Regions from separate parts of the Mus musculus genome. Here regions 1 and 2 are each linked to region 3. Evidence: chromatin loops called from intact Hi-C (ENCODE). Cell type or tissue: left cerebral cortex. All regions are shown on one strand.

Region 1 (8,000 bases), 280 kb before region 3:
TGATAGAGATTAACTCTGGGTCCTATCTGTCTCCTAGGCTCTCCCGGGGTCACCCAGGGAAAGAATGAGAAACGGAATAAGAAGTGGACCCCTGAATCCTGGAAGGTGGGCTAGAGCCATGTTCTCTCTCCAGTTGTCCCACCTTTACAGAATCCTCTAGTTGCCCTGCCATGCTTGCCCCAAAGTTCTTCCCAACATGGCTGAGTCCTCCCCACTATCTCCCAAAGCCTGGGACATGCAGTGAACAGAAATATTGACATATTTCAACCACAGCCCTCCTACCATGGGCACTCTCCCAAGAGGCTCTAGGGGCCCTGGTCTGCTTAATAGTCAATTCGAGTTTGTAGGGTGTGGAGGGGCTAGGCACCACTAAGGAACATGAAGGGGGAGCTGGTGGCAGGAGGTCCAGGGGATGCCCACTCACAGCGCCTGCTCACTCTTGTGCACTCTTGTGCAGCAGCACTCTAAGGTTGCAAGAACAGCCTGCCTGTCACTGCTCCCAAACCACAGCTGGGTGGGGGCAGGACCAGGTCTGACTTCAGGTGCATCTCCTTTCCCTGAGGCCCCCTGAAGTAAGCAGAGACTCTCCCCTGACCCCTGACCCCTGACCCCTTGGATCTTGAGGCCAAGAGGGAAAAATTCAGAAGTGCCCAAAAGGTCAGGGCAGCAGAGAGTGCAGCTCCTAGGCACCTGGTGCTGCCTTCCTGGGAGGCTTGCCAAAAGAAATAAAGCCCTGAGCCCTGGCCATGTGCTTCCCCACCTGCCAGCACCTCCCCAGGCCCAGCCAGCTTGTGACTAAGAAATAACAATCAACTCCGCCGATGCTATTAGGAAAATGTTATTTTTCAAGTGCTGCCAGATCCCAGAGGTTGGAGCTGTGATCTGAGAAACATGTGAGTGTTGCCACTGGCAGCCATGGCCTGAGACAGCCACTGAGCATCCCCAGCCTCCAGAGGAAGGGAGTGCCTACACTTGTCAGTGTGCTGGTAGTCTGAGGGTGGGAGGACCAGGGTGGACAATACACCCACTCTTCCCAACTTGAGAATGAGAGTCCAAACTCTGCCTGAGGTAAATGTCCCCTTCATCTTCTACCCCTGTGGCCTACTTTGAACAAACATAGAGCAAACCCCTTCCCCTCAGGCCTTATTTGGAGAAGCTTAAGCAGGTCCAGTGGACTGGTGCTGCGTACTTAAGTGTGAACACTGGCTGCCTTCTTGGGCTCTTTGCTCTTGGCTGAGCCACACTGGGGCACTGCTAAGTCAGGTAGGAGGGAACTGGGCATTCTACCGACTGAATTCTACTGTGGGGTGCTGGAAGGCTAGATTGACAACAGGCTGGGCTGAGGGCCAGGAGCTCTGCCATGCCAGGGTACAAGAAGCATAGGACCCTGGTTAGGTCAGGAGCCCAGTGGACCACAGTCCCCCACTTGTGCCAATGCCCACAGTCCTGTCAGTTCGTGGGTGCAGTTGAGTCTAAGCCTGTTCTCACTTGGTGTGTTTAAGCTGCTTACTGAGTCCTATGCTGTAGGCAGAAGTTTCTACAGATAGCTGCGGTTTGGAGGCTGAAGATAAATGTCCCCAGCTTACTGCCTCAGGAGGCTGGGAACTGGAGCCTGGGGCCCTCTGCCAGCCAGTCTCCAGCTGCTGTGTCTGTTTAGTACAGCTGAATATGGATATGGAGGAAGAGAAAGACCAGAAAAGGCAAAGGGTGGACATACTGCTGGCCGCTGGGGACAAGACCTTCCTGGTGTACATAAGGCTGCCCCAGCATGCTCCACATGTCCCAGTTCATATCAGTGACTCCCACGATTGGGGTAGGAGTCCTTGGAAGTCCAGAGTCGTGAATCTCATCTTTTCTGATTTGTTGGCCCTAGAGGGCCTCCTCTTAAACTGCCTCTTGCCAGTCAGCAGTGAGAGGCTGAGAGGAGGCCTTGGGGGGTGGAGATGCTGGCTCCAGAACCTGAAGAAAAGCTGAGCAACTGGCCTTGGAGCCGACTGTGGGGGCGGGGAGGCTTGCCTGGCTTGAGTCCAGGGAAGAGGAGGGCTCCTATGCCAGCCAACTCAAGGAAGACCAGGGACCTTCAAGTAAACAATGTTCTGGAGTTAGCCATGACCACTCCCATCCGCCCCCCACCCCCGACACACACACACACACACACACACACACACACACACACACACACACACATCTCCTGGGAAAAGAAAAACCTTAAGCCCGCCCGGAGGACCCGGGAGGCGCCCCGCCCCCGCCGAGCTCCGCCCTCAGCCCCTCCCCCTGCAGGTGCTTGTCCCGCCCCCGCGGGGGGTCGCGGAGGCCGGGAAGGGCTCGCAGGGGTCTGCGCGCGACCGGCGAGGGCGCGGGCGGTGAGGGGGCGCTGCCTTGTGCCTGCAGGCGACCCTGCTCAGGGAAAGTCGGCCGCGGGGACGTGCTCCTGGACACCGCCGCCTCACAATGAACGACCTGGACACGGAGGTGCTGCCCTTGCCGCCAAGGTACCGATTCCGTGACCTGCTTTTAGGAGACCAGCCATTCCCGAACGACGATAGGTAAGTGGCGGAGCTGTCCGCGGTGCTGAGTCCCGCACGAGCGCACGCGCACCCTTCACGCCCCCCACCCCCACCCCAACCCCCGCTCTGTCCCAGCAGCCGCCACAACGTTCTTCAACTTTCTCGGTTTCCCTGGATAGAAAGTTTTGGGTGGGCTGGGATCCGGCGCCTCTTCCTGCGGGGACCTGGAGCAGGACGCGGGGGTGCTAGCAGGCTCTGATGCACGGGGGTTGAGGGTGGAGTAGGGGGCTAGCTCTGTCTCCCCGTGCACGTACGTCCGTTCTCATCCCCAACCCCAGCGCTCCACTGATTTGAGGATCAGTCAGATCTGCACGCACGATGGTCGCAGAGCCCCGCAGCCAGCCAAGTAGTCACCAGGGGTCAGTGTCCTTCAGACTCCAGTTTCAGCATGGTCATATTTTCAGAGTGAAGGCGGTATGGCGGTATGACGTTCCCTCACCGCAAATTCTCCTCTGTGCTTTAAGCAGGGGTCAACCGAATGATACTATGGAAATAGCTCCTAAGTGAAGGGGCTTGGCAGGAAGCTGGAAAGAAATGTCTCTTTCTGCCTTTTCCCCAAATAACTCTCTTGGTAAACACTAGTGTTCTTGCTGCCAGCCTCAGGGGAGGTGCTTTCCTTTCAGCAAGGGAAGATGGTGAAGGACACTGGCAGACTTGGAAAGGCTGGCTTATGATCAGAAACTTCTACTTCTGTTCATCACCTTCCCAGGGCTATGTCTCCCCCAACCTTGGACTTGGATGCACTTTCCCCCAAACAACGTAGTTCCTTGAGTTAGGACAGAAAGTACATGAGCCTGCAAATTGTCAGGACACACACTGAGCACTTGAAACAACCAACTGGGAAATCACTACTGAGAACGAATCATGTTTGTGAATAGGTCAGTGTGTTCAGAGCTGGAGTGCATGCAGAGTGAGCTTGATCATTGCTTTGCCTACTGGACCAATGATATTCTAACAGACGTCCCTGGGTGTTCAGAACCATTCATCCTACAGAGCAGGGCAGAGACGTGTGTGCACGGGTGTGTGTTCCAAGTCTTCACTGGTTAGAACCAGGGAGGTTGGATCCTGTGCAGGCATGTCTGTTCTCATGTCTTTTGCTATGTAGCCCAGACTTGCTTTGATTCAGCATCCTCCTGCCTCAGCTCCTTGAGTGCTGGGATTTGCAGCCGTGTGTCGCTGCATCTGGTTTTAGAGATGCATTTTGATGTCATGTTTTCTTGTCTTTTGAACCAAGTGCTACAGTAACACACATACCTGCCTGAGGAAGACCCTGGCTTTGGTCTAGTTAGCAGTGTCTGCTCAGACAGAGAGAAAGATAGGTTGTCTTGGCTCTGCCATCTGCAGGTGGGGACTTCACATGGCAGGGCTTGGGCTTCTGTGAGTCCCATTTCCTGTGCCTGACATCTTAAGTCAGCACCCCCTCCCTCCTGGTGCCTGCTCCACTGGGATTCGGTGAGTTCCGGGAATTAGCAGCTGCGGAGAGTTCTCCCATCCCAGTGCTTGGTAAGAAACGGCATCTGTCTTCCCAAAGTGCCTGGGGCCTGACTGGACAGATGCCAGTGACTAGCTGATGTAGCTGAAAGACTGCCTCCCTTCCTTTCCAGGCATGGATAGTGAAGATTCCTGTTGTCAGCCATAGGGTGGCAGCCACAGTCTGCCTGGTAACAGCTGTCTTCTGCCCTGGGGTGAGAAACTGCTGTTAGGGCAGTGGCACTTTGTGCAATGTTTTTAATTGTGATACATAATGAAACATGAATTTTAAAACAGTAAGATTAAACAAAGCCAGGGTTGGCACAACCCTCGACTCTCAGAAGACAGAACACAACCATCCTGAATATTTCTCTCCCTTCCCTTCCCTTCCCTTCCCTTCCCTTCCCTTCCCTTCCCTTCCCTTCCCTTCCCTTCCAAGTCACTCCCTTATCTCTAAAGCTATCTTAGTATCAGCCTAGTGGGTGAGTCTAGCCTCTCATGACTTTCAGGCTTTGGTCCCTCTGAGCCCCTAGGTTCTCATCACAGGCAGGTAATACAGAAAACTGTGGGCTGAGGTCTGCTCCAGAGCATCTGAGCCCTGTGTGTACACAGACCCAGCACAGACTTCAAGCTGAATACGGAGAGGGCAGAGGAGGTCCCTCCTGCTGCCTGGAACCTGCCCGATGGTCCTGCTGTCACTCCCACCAAAGCTTTGTCCATTCCCTCCCCCTCCTCCATACCTGTCTCCTCTTCCTTCTGCATCATCACTGGTTCTCAAAGTGGACGATGGCACTGGGAACCCTTCTTCACTACTATGATGTTGGCCTAAGCAACTGTGCCATGTGTCTAGGAGGGCTTAGTCAGGGACAGAGGGAGGGGAGGCTCTATCTGCCCTGCTTTCTCCCAGGAGTTCTCTGGAGTAGCCAGCTGGGTCCCAGGCTGCAGGCAATGGGCTTCTGCACCAGGGAGATGTAGCATAGATGTACCCTCACAGCCTGGGGTAGTGGTCTCAGCGGGGGGCTGGGGGGGGGCTGGGCTAACTGTGTCCCAGCACAGGACAGGCTCAGGTTAGATGTTTAGCACCTCCCTCTTTGCCCACTGGTCTTGCCCCACAACTAGCTCTGCTGGGCAAAAGTGGGGGGATATACACCCCGACTCTTGGAAGACTGTAAGCAGGCAGGAAGGGCCGTGTGGGTTTCCTGTTCTCCATAGGAATAAAGCTACTTACTGCTGGTGAGTCACTGCAGCTTCCGAGGCCTTGACAGGGAGGTGCTCAGCCACCCACATGTGCAAATGAGGCTGCACCGCCAGCCTGGGCACTCTTAAGGACACTGAGCACTGCACACAGCCCATGAGGGGCAGAGTTGAGATCTCACCCACACTGGGGCCCATGTTACTGCGGATAAACTCCCACCATCTGTGCTAAGTTCTGAGACCTTCAAGGGGTGGGGAACAGTCAGAGAGAGCTCAGTGGCTCCTGTTGCATTCAAGGTTCTAGACCAAGGCCTTGCCCCTTATGATACCTTACTGTCCCAGCTACGGGAGTCCTGGGCATCTTAAAGAGGTTGGGTATACTCTCCACCCAGAACTACCCCCTCCAAGTTCCCTGATCTGGGGGTGGGAGTATAGACTCACATTCTCCCTGTAAATGTATGAAGACCCCTGAGAGGATGTTATGAGAGGCCTCAGGCTGTGGTGTTGAAGGAGTGTCTGAATCTCAGAGTCTTGTCCTGGTCTGTAAGAGAGACTAAGGCTTCAGTACCACCACTGGCCCTTTGTCTGCAGGATGAACAGGGCACTGCCAGGCTGCTCAGAAGAGCCAGCCATGGGAAGACAGGACCTAGTAGGTCACCACTGGCTGGGCTCTAGGCAGGTGAAAGCAGGTTTGTCCCTGGATTAGTCTGCTCAGTTCAAACCTGAAGGGAAGTCTTCAGGGGTCCAAGGTGCTGCTGCAGACGGCAGGCCAGTGCAGGCCCCATCTGTGCTGTCCCTGGCTCTCAGACAGTGGAGCTCAGCTCACTTCTCTGAGGCAAAAGCATTGAGTACGTTCTGATAGAATCATAAAAAATGGGAAGCAGAAAGTGCCCTGTGGCCAGGGCAGTGGGGTGCCCCCCATTAAGGACAGCCATGGGGAGTAGAGAGCCTGTGGAACCTCCTATCCCTTCCTGTCAGGAACTGAAAGTGCACCAAGTTACCCTTTGGGGACTAAGCTGAACCCTTCTCATGAGATGCAGGCCCTCTACCCAAGTCTCCAACACCGAGATTAAGGAAAGGTGCCTCGAGGGACAGCCCTGCACTCAGAACTACTCACTGAGATTGTTAATGACCATAGAGCTGGGCTGGGCAGTGCTGCTGATGGGGAGGGGCTGAGCTGGGAGTGGAGAACTCCGCTGGATAGCTGGATGCCCACTAAGTGCCCTCCTCATCACTCTTGAACGAGCTTGCCCTCGGGACCAGAGCCTGGCTCCACATCCTAACCACTCCCACAGCTTCCGATGCCCCGTCCTTACCTCTACCCTTGTAGTCTGCCTCTTCTGCTGCATATAACCATTTGGATCCAGAACCCTCACCTCTGCCTCTGCTGGGCAGCCCTGCTTGCACCACACCCCGCCCCACCCCGCCCCACTCTCTGTACATCCCTTCCAGGACAAGTAGCCTCCTATTTGCACCTTGAGCCAGCAGTAGGTGACCAGAGGGCACTGGGACCAGAGTTTGTGCATGAAGCCCTCGAGGGTAGCTCTAAGGTGGGAAGTATTAGGGACACATCTAGTTCTCCTTTGGAGGTTCCTTGGGCCTTGACCAGGAGCCCTTATGGATCCCAAGTTAACACACACAAGCATCCAGTAATGCTTGTTCAGAAATGGAAAAGGAGCTTTGACGATGGAGGGTGTGGCCTGGCTTGAGCCAGGGTGGTAGTGGGTGGGATATGTAGGTCATGCCTGGTCAAGAGTCCAAGGTGACAAAAGGGGTTCAAGAAGGAAGCAGGGTACTACTGGTGATGAGGGATGAGGCAATCAAGGAAAGGCCAGAGCACAGGATCAGAGATGGAGCTAGGAACCCCAGAAAGCACAGTAGCATCTCCAGCACACTCAAGACTGGAGCTACCCAGCTGACTGGGGCTTCATACCTGCCAAGAGCAGACTTCAAGTGAACTGATGGGGCAGGAGATGGGAACTGCCATGGCAGAGGACAGAGCAGGAGATGATGATAGGCCTGTGAGGCCCTGGAGCAAGCTGAGCACTCCTGCCCACTGACTGGCACTGGGTTCTGTCCTGTGTTTTCTGCCCAAGGCTTCTGAACCCAGGAAAACATCAGACGGTGCTGCCTCCCACAGGGACTTCATTTCAAACACCATCTAGGTGCTTCCCTGGCTCTGCAGAGGCTCGACTGATGAACGGGACAGGCTGTGGACTGCTGCCTGACTTAACCTGCACCCTTCTCTGGGCTGGGGCGCTCAGCTAGGGGTCACCAAAGTCAGAAGGGCCAGCTCCCTGGACTCCAGGAGCTCACTTAGATGTCAGTGTGCTCTCTCTCCATCTCCCTGTGCCCCGTGGATATACTCTTGTGCCTCCTAGATGGTTGAATCAAGGCCTGGTTTCAGCAGGAAAAATGAGGACAGGGTCTGAAAGATTCTGGAATGTTCAGGTACTCTCAGGTGTCCTAAGCAAGATATAGGTTGAGACTTTTCAGATCATTGTCCAGGACCAGGGCTGGTTTCCACAAGTCTCTACACTCAGTTTTACATGGGGTGAGGGGTTGACCATGCCTCTCCACTTAGCTATACAGGCAGTTGGATGATCTGTCCCCTACTATACACTGAGCTCCATAACAAGGAGCAGAGCCTGGAAGGTGAGCTTTGGGGCAGAGAAGTCAGGTGACCCTCGATATAGAGTAGTCCCAGGGTCAGTTATACCTTCCTCCTTCTGGTATCTCTGCCTGGGCATGGGATCTGGGACTTGGGCC
Region 2 (8,000 bases), 51 kb before region 3:
CAGGCTGGCCTCCAATTGCCTATGTACCCAATGACCTTGAAGTTCTGAACCTTCTGCTTTCACCTCCTGAGTGCTAGAATTACAGGGCAGATCATCATGCCTGGTTTCAGACAGGGTGTTGTTATAAGTGGTACAGCAAAGCACACTGGGAACAGCTCTTAAAGGGCGAGGTGGCAAGGGGGTCCTAGCCACCATTACACCTCAGGACACAAAGTGGACAGTAGGTCTTTGAGTGGTACTGGCTAGCCCCTCACTTGGGGTGGGAAACTAAAGCCAGAGGGAGTCAGCCTTTTTAGGAGTACCTGAAAATAATCCAGAGTCTATCAGCTCAGACTTAGGCATCTTGTCTGATCAGGGAGCAATGGGCCACCGGCTCAGGCGGTGGGTGTGAGGCTCTCCCCAGTCAAAGCCAGACACAGGGAGCGTGCAGTTCCATGGTCAGGGCCAGGTCTTCCCTCTACCTGCTCATCCCATGACTCCCTTCTCAAGCACACCCAGGGTAGCAGCGTCACCACCAATAACCTAGATTTTAACCAAGAAATTGCACACCCCCTTCTCTGCCCCACTTACAGGCCTGCTGAAGAGAGAGACAAGGAAAGCTAGACTGTGTACGGGGGGCCAACAGAGCAGGGCCCATCCCACAGCCTGTCCATGTTCCAGGGTACTTCACCACCACAAAATGGGTCAAGCCCGACTCCCTCCTGACACCCACGACTTCACAGAACACCCTTGGCAAGGTCCCTGTCCCATAGCCCCTAACACTCAGAGCTATCTATGAACCAAGAGAGCTGAAGTATTCAACTAGCCTGATCAAGGGTGGCTGAGATCTGCCGGGCCTCCTGTTCACACCCTATACATGCCAGCTCTGCAAAACCTTCCAAAGCCACTGGCTCCAACCTGTTGAAAGAGCTGGACTGTCCCTGTGTAGGCAGTTAGGGAGTCAGACTATCCAAGCCCTGATGAGCAGGTTCAACACACACGATACTGGATACACTTTGCCCTGTTTCCACTCTTCCAAGGGCGCCAGGGGAGGTAGGGGCTGTGCAAGCATGGTCTTAAGGAATGAGTAGAGACCAGGTCCTTTCCCAGCTCTGTGGAATCCCAGGGAGCTTCCCCTGCCCTCAGCTCACACCAATTCTGCCCCAGCACCGTTTCAGAGTTGTGTGTAACCATCAACATAGTAGGAAAGGGCACCTTTAATAGGATCTGTATTACAGACACCTCCAAGCCTTGGGGTCCCAGGAACAAAGGGGTCTTGGGTCTTTCCCTGGACTCCTAACTGGTGGTGAGCAGGAATGGAAGGCCCTATATACTGGTGGATTCCCTGTCGTGGGCCTACTCACCCTGGCCAATGCAGTGGCTAGCACTGTATCTTGCTATCAGGAGAACACCAGCTCCAATTCTCCCCATGAAAAGGAAACAGAAGCTATCTACCCAGACCCAGGAGGCCCAGAGCTCCATTCCAAAATACTTATACAAAAGTGCAAGAGTCATTAAACCCTAAAGGGACTCCTAGGCCACTGAGCCCCCCAGCTCCTTCATTTGTTCAATGTCAGGCAGAAATGCTCTGCACATCACGCTGCAAGTCTGACAGACTAGTGTCAGACCCCATGGGCAGGATCTGGGTTTCTGCCCAACTCCTCCAGACCACACACCTTGCCTGCAGCATAGAGACCTTCCACAGCAGGCTACAATCATCAGAAAGTCCCACCGTGCAACATGCCCTCTGTGGGCAGTTTGCAAGGTGCCCTGCCGTTTGTTACCTGCATAGTTTCCTGTGGCTTTAATATACATCTGGCCATACTGCTCCTCCACCATGGTATCATAGGCTTCGTCATCCTCTTCATCCTCCTCGTTGTGGTAGGAGGTGGGGCTGTCAGTGGTGGGCAGGCTGCTGGCCCCAGGACTGGTCCGCTCCCCCGGGGGATAGGGTACCTGCTGGATGCTGGGGATGAGAGTGGCCAGGCTTGGCACACCATAGTAGGAGACTCGAGGCAGCTTCAGAGGGGCCGTGCCAGGTGTCCCTGCAGCACCTGTAGCTACTGCCACACCATCTCGAGGGCCCGTCTCTAGTGGGCGTTTAGAAGCCAGGCCCGGGCCACTGGCCGGCGGCATCTCCATAGCTTCATGCTTTACACGGGTCAGAAGCGGGATGGGCACAGAAGGAGACGTGACATAGGCAGCAGTGGCCGGTTGCAGCTGGTTGCAGGGACTTTGGGGCTCCGAGCTGGCATCTTCGATCATGGCGGTCTGCGAGTCACAGTGGGGTGAGCTCACCTTGAACATGAGATCTGTGCCCCGCTCCACGATGTGCTGGATCTGCAGGAAGCCGGCTGTGTACATGACCACGAGCTGCTCGCTGGCCGCCATGGTAAGCTTACCTGTGTAGCAGAAGGACAGAATCTGCTGGAAGCAGGCAGGCGGCACCGTGCCCGGCAGCTCGAATGCACTCTTGCTATTACCACTGAAGAGGTCTCGGAAATAGAGGCTGCTGGCGGCCAAGACGGCACGGTGGGCCTTGAAGGCCTGGCCTTTGACCACGATGGACACATCACAGTAGAGGCCTAACAGGCGCTGTTCGTTGAGACAGCCAAGCACTGTGTTCCCGAAGTTGGGGATCTCGATGTGCAGCATCTGAGACATGGTGGGTGCTGTGGTGGGTGGGTCTCAGACTCAACGTGGGGCAGCCTGGATGAGGCACATCTGTTGGGGGAACACTGTGGTCAACTGAATGCCAGATGACCCCCATCCCTGTATAGCAACCTGCTCCCAGCCTTTGACAAGGGCAGTGCCCTGCTTAAGACACTCTCCTCGGCTAGAACGTTCCTTCCAGAAGGACTTGGGGTGGGGTGGGGAGGTATCTCAGGATCTGGATCCCGGCTTGGAGGCAGGGCAGTGATCCTGACCCCACACAAGCATGAGAACCCCTGTCACCTACTGCGTTCACAGAAGCCATGGACTACTCTCAGTAATTCTGAGGGCAGGGCTTTGTTCTCCCCATCTGCGCAGAGGACACAGGACAGAGGCTCGAGCCCTCCAGAAAACAAGAGAGGAGTGAACTGGACAGACAAGTCACCCACTGATTGGGGTGGAAGGTAGTAAGGGCCAAGCCCAGAAGCAATCTCAGGGACTCCTCATCTAGAGGGAAAAAGTTCCCTGAGCCCAAAGCCCCTCACTGTGCAGCTTTCCCTGAGAAGCCCCAGAGCAGGGAGGGCTTTAGTTTCAGGTCTGTTTTTCCTCTTTGCCCACTGAGCAGCCTGCGGAGGGCACTCTGAGGAACTGCAGAGCAGCGTCCCCTCTCAGAGCCCTTGCTCGGCTTCAAGCTTCCTCTGCCGGATAAGGAGGAACAAGGAAGGTGGACAAGGGGGAACTCAGTGGGCTCCTTCCTCCACTCTTTTCTTGGGGACAGACCTCTATTTGTCGGGTGGAAGGGCTCCGGGTACACTCTGTGTTTCCTGGCAGCTCCAGGCGCCCCAAACCCAGACCCTGGTCCTGAGCACCCTCAGGGATGCAAAAGGAGTTGGTGCTTGTCGCAGAGCAGCCTCCCGCCCCGTGCGCCCTCCCTCCGCCCCACTTCCAAAACCGGCCAATCCCAGCTGGCTTGGTCCCAGCCCAGGTAAGTAGAAGGGTCTCAGGACTAAGCCCGCCAGGGGGCAGGGGTAGAGGGCAGGTCGCCACTGTTTATCAGCATAGGACTCTGCTGATGGCGGGGGAGTTGGAGGGGGGGGGCGGTGACCGGAGAAGGCGCAGGCCCTGGCCCAACTCTGCAGAGCCGCACAAAGGGCCGCTGTGTCCCGCGGGAGGAAAGTGCGGGCGGCCGCAGAGGCGCCGGGTGGCTGTAGAGGAGGACGGAGCCACCCTGCGCCAGGAGTTGGGCAGGTGGGCGCAGCTCCGGGGCGTCCCGCAGTGCCCCCGCTACTGAGAAGTTGTTGGGCTGGCCGGCAGACAGGAACCGGAGAGGAAAGACCTACCTTCAGCGGCTGTGGCCGGCGGCAGACACTGCCCACTCAGCCTGGCAGCAGGCTCCCGCACACCGGCCCGCCAGCTGCTCGGGGAATGCAGCAAGGAACCCTGAGGTGGGGAGGGCGTGAGGAGCCCTGCAGGAGGGGTGGGGGTGGCAGAGAGCTGGGCGCTGGGCTCAGCGGCCGCAGCTCAGCTGCACCCAGGCCGGCTCTCCCGGGCAGCGCGCAGCATCTCAATGAAGCAGCCGGATGCAGACGAACATCCAGGCAGCTCTCGGGAATGAATAGCCGCCTTTGATTTGGGAGCTGAAGTAAATGCCAGCTCCCAGCCCCAGCTTTAAAAACAGTGGCGCGTTGGTGCCAGAGGAATGCACGGCTCCGGGTGTTGGTGCAAGACAGACTTTTGATGACTCACTGCAATGCAAACAAAGATGGCAGAAATACTGTACTGTACGTGGAGAAATGCTTCGTGGTGCCACGGCAACTGAGACAGCTTGGAAATTTATAGTGCAGTTTTGCATATGAATTACCCAGTAAACTGCCTCCCTGCCATCCTGTACAGACCCAGTGTCAAAGCATTTAAACTATTCCAAACAGTCTGCAGAGCTGGCAACGCATAGAACTTAACTCTTCCTGGGTAGCAAGAGACTGGGCAGGAGGCAGGGCACGGGGCTAGGGGATGGGGAAGGGGGCAAGCACAGTCAGGAGATGGGGAATAGGAAAAAGGGTGCCAAAGGGGTCCTAAAGAGGCACAGATTGGGAAGGGGTTAGGACCCTGGAGCTATCTCCCCCACTTTGCCTCAGAGCCTCAGAGCCAAACACTCTGCTGGGCCACAGGCTCCTTAACAGTCAGACTTGTGGGTCCAGAACGCTACCTCTACCTCACTCCATCTTCTCGTATCTGACTGGCTCTTTAAGAAAGGAGGAACTTTATCGCCAGGCAGACCCCTGTAAGGTTAAGGGTACCTGCTCCTTCAGCTCCCTGAAACAGTTCTTGCAAATAGAGACCAGCTATGCAACTAAGTAAGGTGTCTCCTGTGCCCTTTACGGGTCTTTTTCTGGGACGGGCCAGTCATGTTCTGCTTGGGCAAAGGGTAGGCTTCTTCCAGGCTCACAGCATTTGCTTAATTGCAAGGGCCTTAGGGAGAGCTATTGGGCAGCCTGCCTCAGTTTCTCTCACTGTCACTAACCATGCTTCCAGAAAGAACATATTCTACCTGCAAGAAAGGAAAGGGTCAAGGGTGGCAATGGAGATGTCTACTGAGAAGCAATACTATCAAGGTGACGCAGGCTCAGCAGGCGGTAGTATTAATGGTCCTGCATTCCCAGTGTACCCTCCAAGACACCAAGAGAACAACAAAATGGAGCCATCTGGCACCTCCTTATTTACACATTGTGGGCTCCCATGAACAGGGATTGGGGGGGGGGGGAGTCCAGGTGTGGAAGCTGCCAGCAAGCCCAGCCTGTAGAACCCTCCAAGCCTTTGTCGTCCTTGCCTCCTTAAAGGAGGTAATGAGAACCCTCAGGGTGGCTGGCCATGAGGTTCTCTGGGACCTGAAGATTACAAACAAGTGCTCAGTCTGGCTGAAAGGAGGTTCTGCACAAGGCCAGGAGACTCAGGGCTTGTCAGGGTCACCTCTGGGCCATACCCTATCCAGGACAGTCCCTCCGCCTCCTTTCCCCCCCCCCCCACACACACTTAGTGGCTGCTTCTTTCCAGAAATTGTACAGGTAGGACTCACAAGCCCATCTTGGGCAAGACAAGGTGTGCTCAGGGCTGTATGGGATGCTAGCTAAATGCTGAGCCTGGCTAGAGAGCAACTGTGCTACTCAGAGATGTAGGGCACGAAAGAGACAAAAAGGCTCCATTCCCAGGTGGACAGCACCCACCATAGAGATGCTTTCTGCTCAGACAGCCACAACTTCTGCCACAGGCAATCCCAATCAAACAGAGGCTCTCCTGAAGCCTGGCCAGGGACAGAGTAAAACTCATGGGACCAGCCCCTCCTAACAGAGTGAGCCTGGCTTGTGGGCCAAGTTAAATTCTCCGTCCTGCCGGCATTGGTCATTTCCTATGGTCTGCAGTCTCCGGTGTCGGTTGTATAGTGGGGTTAGGGTGGACTCTGGGGAAGTTTTAGAGCACAGATCAAAACAGAATCTGTAAAGCTTGCAGCTTGGGCCTGCTACCACGTAGACTGATGATGTCTCTGATTTGCTTTGACCTGAGCAGGTGAGGCATTTATGTCCATACCTCAGGGGCTGGCGCCCAGGACCTGGGCCAGTCCAGCTCACGAAGTGAAGGGGCCATTATACTCCCAGAAGGTGACAAGGCCAACCTGGTCCCCAGGGACCGAGGACAACTGGCTCATTTGCTACCTTGTCCTCAGGCCACCTGTGCTGGCAAGTGCCTGCACCCAGCCTGCGAGAACCAGACCGGAGCTGGTTTTAGGTTGCTTTCTTAGAAGCCTTGGCTGGGGCAAAAACAAAGCTGAACTTTAGGAGAAAAGAATCAAATAAAGGCTTGGCTTACGTTCCAGGACCATGAAAAGTAAGACTAGCCAGGGCTGACCCTGGGGCTGCAGCGGGGGGACGAGGGAGCCTTGCATCTAAGTGGGCCAAAGTATGGCTGCCTGCTCCGTGGGAAGGACAGAGCCTCCTCACAATTGTCTGCACCAAGCCTACATAGTTGTGCCCTGCACCACTACACCCTCCTGGCTCTTCTGTAACTCAATTCCCCTCTTTCCCCTCCTTGCCCAGCACAGCTCCTCTTCATGGTAAGCTATGCTATATTTGTTTGCTTATGGAAAGTTCTAGAGTCAAGTAGTACATTGGCAGTCTCTGCCTTTGCTTACCCCGTCTATCCTCACAGTGTTTGCACTAAGAAACTGTTCCTTCATAAAAATCTTCAGGGTATACCCTACTTTGGGAAACCCATGAAAACACCCCAAAGCCAAGCACAAACCCTACTGCTATGCTCACCTTTGATGTCCTTGTCCCACACAGAGGAAGCTCCTGGGAGTTCCCAGGTATCTCCAGAATAAAAAATGGGTGAGGTCTTTGTAGACAATCCCTCAAGGGAGGTTAGGGTCCTACCAGTCCCTTGAAAGCACCGAAGCCAATAGGTAGATGTGAAAGAAAACTGATGAGGGCACTGGGTCAGAGGTGAAGGTACTAAAACTGTATCCAGACACAGAGTTCAGTTCCCAAGCAGAAGGGAGAGCCTGCCAGAGTTAACTTCCCAGAAAAGATTCAAATGAGGGCACAGTTTTCAGCCACACATCACTCCTGGGTTTACCTGGGTCTTAGAGCCACACCCCTGAGAAGCAAAGGCACAAAACCACTCCAAGGATATCTCCATGGACAGGACAGGATCACCAATAAGCAGAGGCCAACTTTCTCAGTACCCCCAAACCAGTCTCAGCTCCAGGGCCTGTAGGTCCTGTCTGGAATCCAACAGGCACTGTTCCATCCCATCAAAGACTAGGAACTTCTTAGCCAGTGGGAAGGATGGGGCCTGGTATCTATCTACACAGTGATCACCAGCAAGGAAAATAAGGGGAGAGAAATTAAATTATTTTGCAGGATTTAATTTTGTCAAATTAATAAGAAGCCTTGGACATCAGCAAACACACAGGTACCACCACACAGTTGCCAAGGAAGGAAGGCAGCACTCAAGAGAGAGCCCCTCCTCAGGCAGTCTCACCCACCCGGGCCAGGTCAGAAGCACCAGCAGGTTTGTGCAAGGCACCAACCCCAGGGGGACTGCAGATGGAAAATGCTGGAGCACACAGCATGTGGGGTTTCAGGAACACAGCCTGGCAGGGGCTCGGTGAGAACAGCAAAGAAACCCCCTTCTTCCACAGTGTAGGTAGAGAAGGAGGCCTGCTCCTTTATGGATTCCTTCCCAACAGTTGACCATACATGCCATTACCAAGGAAGAGTGGAGGCACCAGGGCCCTGGATTAACCTGCCCAGTCCTGGCAGCTAGCTTGGATGAGCTCAGGTCTCCCAGAGCTGGGTGAGGCACCAGGTTGGCCC
Region 3 (8,000 bases):
TGTCAGTAACTCAGTTGCAACCCAAGGATGCACTTTTGACTCTTTTCATGAGTCCTCAGCCTGTGCAGGCCAATGGTTAACATTCTACCTCCCAGTGCTGGGAGAGGAAAGCAACAGTAACTATGCCCCTCAGCAGCCGCCGGCCGGGAGAGGGTCCCTAGGACTGCCAGGGATAAAACGGGGACAGTAGTGCTCTAGCTAAGCTCACTCTTTAGTTTCTTGAAGACCCACACACCCGGCTACTGGTTGCCCAGTACTCCCCATTACTTCCATAGTGACTTATAACAGTCCCCTTCAAGGACACTCCATGCAGAGTCACAAGAGGACTGGGATGAAGGGGGTGTCCACATAGCAAGCCCCTAAGGTTACTTGCTGGGCCTGAACTTTGGCATTATTTTGGCAGGTTACCATCTCACCTCCCACTGATCTTGCTCCGTAAATTGAGGCACCAAGACCTCTTCCCTGGGGCTGCCTGTACACAACAAAAGCATTACTGGCTTATCTAGGCTGGACATAGTGTCAGAGTTCTCCAAACTGGGACACAGAGAGGAGAAATGGCGTGTGGTTCCTTGTTTCACCAAGCAATTGTCATTCGCAGCAGCCTATGTTAATTTGCATATGGGGGAAAAAAAACACTAAATTTCAAACTATGGGACACTAGAGACCAAAAGTTGGTAACAGGACAGGGCAACATCGCCAACAGGCTTTTGCGACTTCCACTCCAACGGCTTCTGTCACCGCCGTAGGTCCTGAGCAAATGGCCGCCAGCGCAGCTGCGGCCGAGGCGCAGTGGGAGGAAACCTGTCCCGAGCCGGGGAGGCTTAGCTATGTTTTACCCAGCTAGACAGGGCAATGGCCTCATTCAGGCGTGTCACTGGACACCGCACAGGAGGGGGATGCGGTCTGCAGCAGGTGTACTCGGGTGGAGGTGCATGCCATGGCGCGGCCCGGCGCGGGGCACGCGTCTCTGAGCACGGGACCCTAGAGCAGGACATCCAGCTCTCCAAGGCCCGCTAACTCGGCGCGTGGAGATACGACCCTCACTAGCCATAGGCTACGCGCGACCCCGGCCCTCAGCCCGCGTTTTCTGCGGGCGCCACTTCCGGTGTCGGGGCGCCGTTGCCGTGGAGACGGCCCTTAGGTCCGTGGCCGGTCCCCGCCCGTCCTCGGCGGCTCACCCGGTGCCCTCTCCGTGGCGGTGCCGGTGTCCGGAACCATGCGGCGGGCCGACGGTGCTGGGGACCGGGCCTGCGGCTGAGCTTGTGCCCCGGGGGTGCGACGCCAAGGCGGGCACATGCCGCCGAGGACGGGGTCGCTTCGCGCGGCCCTTCAGTTGCCCCCGGCTGGCTCTGGCCCGGAGGGGAGGGCGCTCCCGGGCCGGGCCCGAGGCGTTTGTCCCAGCGTGGGAGCCGTAGTGTTGTCCCTCGGCGGCCACCGTAGCACGGTCTTCACGCCCCCTCCGCCCGCGACGACACGGTGAAGCCTCGCAGCGCCCACCGCGGGCCCGCGCGGAGCATCCAGGAATTCCTCATTATCCGAGGACGCGCACTAGCGTGCGCGCGCCGTGAGCCGACCGTGACGTCATTGGCCCGCGGCCTCAGCCGGAGCGTGAGTTTAGCTCTCCCGCGCAGGCGCAGATGGGAGAACTAAGGGCGAGGAGGCTGGTCCTCTCCGTGTCAGTGCGCGTGCGCGAGTGTGGGAGGGGCTTTCTCGCTGTGGTGTGAGCTTGTCTCCTTTCTGGTGGTGCGGTGGAGTTTTTCCTGTGTCCCAACGCGCGCCGCTGGCACCCAGAGAGCAGTGACGGTTGCAGATGAAGCGATCTCGTGCTTTAGGGGTACTCGCTGTAGAGCACAAGGATCCTGGAAGCGCCAAAAGAAAGAGTTAAGCTGGTGTGTCACCGGTCTAAATGACCTTGCCAGGTTCCTGCAAGCAGGTGTGGTAGGTTTCAGTTAAAAGTTGATGTGTGCGTTTGTTGCTAGGATGTGGAGAGAAGGTTGGGTCAGGCCATCATCCCATGACGGACCGGAAAGTAGCCTTACAGGGTTATCCTACATTGACCCTCCTGCTTACCCAGGCGTCAAATGCAGGCTCCCAGGGAAGAGAAACAGACCCTTTGCAGGAAAGGGGAACCTAGGGCTGGCTGCAAGGCACCTTTGCACTTCACAGGGAACACTTGGAGGCCCCAGCCCACGCAAGACCAAGAGCAGCTACAGGCAGTGGCATGTGCACATCCTGCCAGTACAGCCCACAAATGAATGAATAGATGTAAAAATAAGTGAATGTGCCATATGTCATTATACTCTCTTTTAATCACAGCACTCCAGAGGCAGGCGGATCTCTGTAAGTTCTATGCCAGCCAGGTCTTCTTGGTGAGAGTATGTCAAACACATCTTGGGTCAGTGAGATGGCTTGTGGGTAAAGGCACTTGCCACCAAATTAACAATCCTTGGTACCCACATAACAAAGGTGAAAATTGATGCCCTCCTGTTGCCCTCTGACTTACACACACACACACACACACACACACACACACACACACCATGCACACAGAAGTAATGCTTACAATAAGTCTAAGTCAACTGGAGCCCCTGGACTATGTGACCCTGTCTCGAAACAATAAGAAGCATTTCCTCCCCTGGCCTGAGTTTCTGTCACCCTGGAGTGATGATCTTCTGTTTTCTTGATCGTCCCCTCCTTTAGCTCCCCCCTTGGTTCTGTCCCTACTAGAGATGTCCAGTTTCTCTACTTTTTCTGTCCCTCTGTCCCTTTCCACTTGTTCAGCCCTGTTGCTCCTGTAAGAGCCCTCAGAGTCCTCTACACCTCTGACTTTGAGGCTCTCTCCCTCTGAGGTTGGGCAGGTAGCTGCTGCTGACAGCTCTTGGCCTCTAATGTTGGACCACTGGACGGAGACTGAAAGCACCCTGAACGTCTCACTAAAGGATGCTTCTTGTGACCTCTACTCTCTTGCTTTCTGCTAGTTCTTGGAAGTGTTGGGTACCACCACCCACGAACTGATTCCAGAATGATCCAGACCACAGCAGGGTCATCCCCAAGGATAGGATCCAATCTCAGTTGTTCTGTTTGCTATAGGACAGTCCCGCCATAGAAAGTCTACCTGAAGTCTGTCTGTCAGCTTCCACCCTGCTATCTGCTCTGGGCTTCTCAGTGGGCAAGCACTGGACAGTGGCCTGGCGCCACCTGCTGGGACTGTGCACGGCATGTCCCAGACTTTTTTTAAATTTTTATTTTATTTTATTTTATTTATTTATTTTGGTTTTTCAAGACAGGGTTTCTCTGTGTAGCCTTGGCTGTCCTGGAACTCACTTTGTAGACCAGGCTGGCCTTGAACTCAGAAATCTGCCTGCCTCTGCCTCCCGAGTGCTGGGACCACCACACCTGGCCCCAGACTCTTAAAGACCTACAGAAATGAGAGGAAGGTATAGTCCAAACCCAGGCACGGGGCCCATGGGACTGAGGCCATCTCATTTGTGTCTGTGGCTGCCTTGGTGCCATCTTTACAGAACAGTCAGAGCCGGGTAGCATCAGGACCCAGTGGCCTTCGTGCTGTCCGCACTGCCTGAGAGTGGGTGCAACCCTCACTTGAAATGATGCTTTCCTGCCAGGCAGTGGTGGCGCACGCCTTTAATTCCAGCACTTGGGAGGCAGAGGCAGGCGGATTTCTGAGTTCGAGGCCAGCCTGGGCTACACACAAAGAAAGAAAGAAAGAAAGAAAGAAAGAAAGAAAGAAAGAAAGAAAGAAAGGAAGGAAGGAAGGAAGGAAGGAAGGAAGGCTGTTTTCTTCACTTTGAGCTTCTCTCCTCTGTGCTGAGTGAGGAAACAGGCCATTTGAATCCATATAAAGCACTTCAAGGACACCAGCTCAGCCTCCCTTTCACTGACAAGGTGAGAGATTTTTCTTAAGTTTACTTGCTATGTGGCATGTGGTCCTTCCACATCATCTTCACCTCAGATGCCAGCTCTTGCACCATGCTGTATGTAGCAGGTGTCACTTGTCAACTCTGCACACTCTAGCCACTGTTTGCTGGAGGCTTAGTCCTTCCTGGTCCTTGGTGACTGAATTTCAACCTGAGACAGTGATAGTTCTTGATAAAATCCCCTGGTCTCTTGTATCCCTGACACAATTACTTCTTTACCCCAGGATTCCAAGATGGGTGCCCTTCTTGGGCTGTCGTCATGGTAGAAATGACAGATGTTTGCCAGGAGGTGGTGGTGCACACCTTTAATCTCAGCACTCTGGAGGCAGGGGCAGGTGGATCTTGGAGTTCGAGGCTAGCCTGGTCTACAGGATGAGTTCTAGGATAGCCAGAGTTACATAAACACTGTCTTGAAACAACAAAAACAACAACAACAACAAAAAGAAATGGTGCTGAGTAGGCTGCCTGCTCTGTGTCCCAGCCACCGCTTCCAGCTAGGATTAAAGACTCAGCCTCCCTGGTCTCAGTCCCCTTGTCTGTAAAGTGAGGAAGCAGTGCATAGGCCCTCACAGAAAGTTGTGGACCTAGCTTTGTTGGTCCAGTAAAGCTGGCAGAAGATGGCCTGGCCCACAGCAAGGCACTTCTCTTCCTGCTGCTCCAGAAGCAGCATTCAGGTAGCCCTGTATGGTCCCTTCTGTGAGGACAACACTTCATATTGCCCAGAGCTCACTGAGTGACTTAGGAGGCCAGGTCACAGAGCTCACTGTGGTACCCTCCCTGCCCTCACGGACTTCTCCCAGGAACTGGAGGGATGGCATAACAGCTGACAGTTGCCACCTTGAGCCCTGTAGGGAGAAACTGAAGGCCTCTGGCCAGCAGCCAATGCCAGCTTGCTGTCTGCAGTGAGATGATGACCCAGAAACACTGCCAACCTGAAAACACTGCAAGTCCCTTCACCAGCAGACAGCTCAAGCATCCTTTCTGCAACCTGCAGAAGTTCCTGGCTTGTAGAACCGAGAGGGAGAGAAGACCCTTGAGTTGAATTATGTTCTGCACACCTGTATGTTGACGTCCTAACCCTAAGGGTGTCAGCATGTAACTATTCGGAGACTTGAGGCCTTGAAAGAGGTCAGTACTGTAAAGTGGAGTCTCTATGGTGATAGGTCCTAATCCAAGATGACTGGAGATCATGATACAGACAAACATGCAGAGGAACACACACATGCATGTGTGCACACACAGGAGGGATGCCCAGATGCCGTGAAGGCTGGGATGGGAGGCAATGGATACCTGTTGGGTAAACTGCCTCTCTCTAGGCGTTTGTTACAGCAGGAGGTGTAGATTAGTCCATTCCCCACCCCTCCTCCTCTTTTTTATTTATTTTTTATTTTGGTGGTGCTAAGGGTTCAGCCAGGATTAAGCATACTAGGCTATGTTGTATTTCAGTGAAGTCCACCACTTTCCATGTGATGTCACTGACCTCAGGCAAGGATCGTCCTGAGCTTATAGGCCACACAGGCCAATACAGTCCACAAGACACACAGGCCACCCTTGTTTCCCCGGGTTAAGGGAGGGCATGTGGTCCCAACACCCTCTGTCCCTCATCATTCAAAGTCCTCCCACACTGTCTGAGCCACTGCCCTGTGCCTTAGTCATCCTGTGAGTTATTGCTTCTGCCTGCCCAGAGTCTTAAGTGAGAGGCTTCTGGGCTGCCTCTGCTTTCTGCTCCGCTCTGGTGTAAACATGCACGGGACAAGCTCATTCCTGTCTGTGGCTGTTTGGTGCCATTCTAACAGCATTCAGGGCTGGGGAGCTGTGTCAGGAACCCAGTGGCCCTCTTGCTGTCTGCACCATCTGAGAGCAGACGCAGTCGTCCTTTGAAACAAGTGTCTTTCTCACTTTGAGCTTCTCTCTTCTGTGATTTGAGTGAGGAAATGGGCCACATTAATCATTTAAAAAATTTTTTTGATTTATTTATTTATTATATGTAAGTACACTGTAGCTGTCCTCAGATACTCCAGAAGAGGGCATCAGATTTCGTTACGGATGGTTGTGAGCCACCATGTGGTTGCTGGGATTTGAACTCGGGACCTTCGGAAGAGCAGTCGGCACTCTTAACCACTGAGCCATCTCACCAGCCCCACATTAATCTTTATAAACTACTTCAAGGACAACAGCTTAGCCTCCATTTTACTGACAAGGAGAGGGCTTGACTCCAAAATGCAGGAGGACCCACCTCTTGTGGGTGTTTGCTTTGCACCATTGCACCCTTTTACATGCATGCCTTGTGAAGGGACATTCAAGACAGAGGCTGGGGGTGATAGGCCCAGGGGCCTCGAGATGCATTAACCCACCCAGGTCCAGCCGCACAGGAGGACAGAGGCTGCCTTGGGTGCTGAAGAGACACCCGGGCATGCCTCTGGAGGCTTTGTGAGAGGCACGAGAAACTACTAGGACCATGACTACAGGGCCACACTGGTCTGAAGTGTCCCCACCCTCTCACAGGTGCAGTGCTTCACTTTCCTGAGTCTGAGTTGGCAGCCCTTGCAGTAACTTAATGATTTAATGGCAGAGAAACCCTTAGTCAAGGCCTAAGGCAGAATAAATAGTAAACATTGCCAAAAGACAAGGGGGGAATGCTCCTTGGGCTGTGCAGGTAGGAGACCCGAGCACAGGAAGACAGAGGCACCATGTTTGCCTCAAGGCCAGAGGCCCTTAGTCAGCATGCCCTTTGAACTACCTAGCCCTCCACCTCAACAAGGTCAGCGAGGCTGGGTTCAAACTTAGTCTTCCTCGGGTTCTAGTCTTGTGCTAATTTCACTGGAAACTTACCTGGACCACTGTTGACTGAATGGTTCCCTGTCAACAGCAGTAAGGATTTGTGGCCATTCTTATCTTTGCTCTGGAGCGAGGGCGACCTGCTCGGCTCACAGGGAATGGCATTAAGATATAGTTTATGGTATGCAAAAGACAAACACAGGCAGTTATATGTCACACGTTACAATATAAATACTAACTTGTACTTTTTTTCAAAACTTTTAATGACTTGTATCCAGTCCAGAAGATTTATAGGGCAAAGGGGATGGCTCAAAATGTCACTTTAAACATATTTGTCACTTTGGCAACAGCACCAAAAAAAAAAAAAAATCTGGAAGATACTGCACTCAGAAATAAATCATAAATGGATGCATCTTAAAAGAGGTTTATTTTGGTCGTTAATGGTTGATAGGCCCCCCAGTGCAGGATTTAAAGTTAAATTATGCAAAATCAAAAACAAACCTTATAATACTTAATCAACCATGCATAAAACTGTCAGGCCCAAATAAATTCTCTCAATTAACTTGCTTCAGATTGTGATTGCATTCGCTAATTTAATCAGCCCCAGAGTGATGTGGAGGCTAGGCAAAGATGAATTCCTGTGAACGCACCTTAAGGGGCCAGGCAGGGCCCCAAACTGAGGCAGTAGCCCTGTGGCCATTGGGACCATGGAGAACAGCATGATATATATATATATATCTAATTGCTCTGTTTATTTATTTGTCATACTGGGGGTGGAACCCAGGACCTCGTGTGTGGCAAGCACTCTGCCAAGTTTCCTTGGGAGGCTGCTCCTACTTGTACCTCCTATGAAGAAGACAGACACTAGCCTGGGGAATGACCAGCTCCCCTGCCTGGGGTTGGGGAAGTGAAGAGTGGGTGTCCTCCATTCTGACACCTGTCCTCTCGCTTGACTCTGAGCTCCTGGCCTTCTCCTGTAGGGCCTCACTGGAAGCTCCCCTCCCCCCCCCCCATCATTCCTCCCTCACTTGAGAACTGAAGTGTACTTGGAAAAGTTTCATTTCCCAAGTACAGCTTGTGTCTTCTGTGGGGTGGGCAGAGCTGGACACTGTGCTGGGCCCTGCAGGCGGGCCTGAGGAGACGATTTGGCATGGACACTGTGGGAACAGAGCCAACACAGAGGCATACATACCGTGTCCACACTGAGCTCTAACCATCTGGTGCTGCAGATTATGGCCACCTCTAAGAGGTCTCCGAATCCAAGCAGACTGCAGGGGCACTCCAGAC

Evidence for each region. Hi-C counts contacts between places; a loop is a spot of excess contacts. Peaks named below come from ENCODE experiments on the same cell type or tissue, not always from the same donor. Only the 100,000 strongest peaks of a DNase experiment are listed, where the experiment ranks them.
Region 1: it touches region 3 in a loop (2.4-fold over the local background); 3 of 42 quality-filtered maps call a loop at or near these places.
Region 2: it touches region 3 in a loop (3-fold over the local background); 5 of 42 quality-filtered maps call a loop at or near these places.

What each region holds. Positions count from the first base shown.
Region 1 is chr2:25,861,517-25,869,516 of GRCm38, forward strand. It overlaps a transcript of Kcnt1 not described here. Among named protein-coding and RNA genes, the nearest start is that of Kcnt1, 12 kb to the right of the region's middle. In left cerebral cortex, CTCF peaks have their summits at 2,915 (motif pointing right) and 4,204; DNase peaks (open chromatin) are centred at 862, 1,533, 1,966, 2,431 and 5 more places; H3K4me3 peaks cover 1,540 bases; H3K27ac peaks cover 3,635 bases.
Region 2 is chr2:26,087,780-26,095,779 of GRCm38, forward strand. Nacc2 (nucleus accumbens associated 2, BEN and BTB (POZ) domain containing) reads right to left here and starts at 4,617. Exons shown (of 6, transcript NM_001037098.1): 1 at 3,972-4,617; 2 at 1,764-2,703. The coding sequence starts at 2,643. In left cerebral cortex, a CTCF peak has its summit at 3,287 (motif pointing right); DNase peaks (open chromatin) are centred at 3,329, 3,516 and 4,327; H3K4me3 peaks cover 1,915 bases; H3K27ac peaks cover 2,297 bases.
Region 3 is chr2:26,138,961-26,146,960 of GRCm38, forward strand. Tmem250-ps (transmembrane protein 250, pseudogene) reads right to left here and starts at 1,546. Exons shown (of 2, transcript NM_001256521.1): 1 at 1,179-1,546. In left cerebral cortex, a CTCF peak has its summit at 3,199 (motif pointing left); DNase peaks (open chromatin) are centred at 1,602, 2,187, 2,669, 3,176 and 1 more place; H3K4me3 peaks cover 2,199 bases; H3K27ac peaks cover 1,979 bases.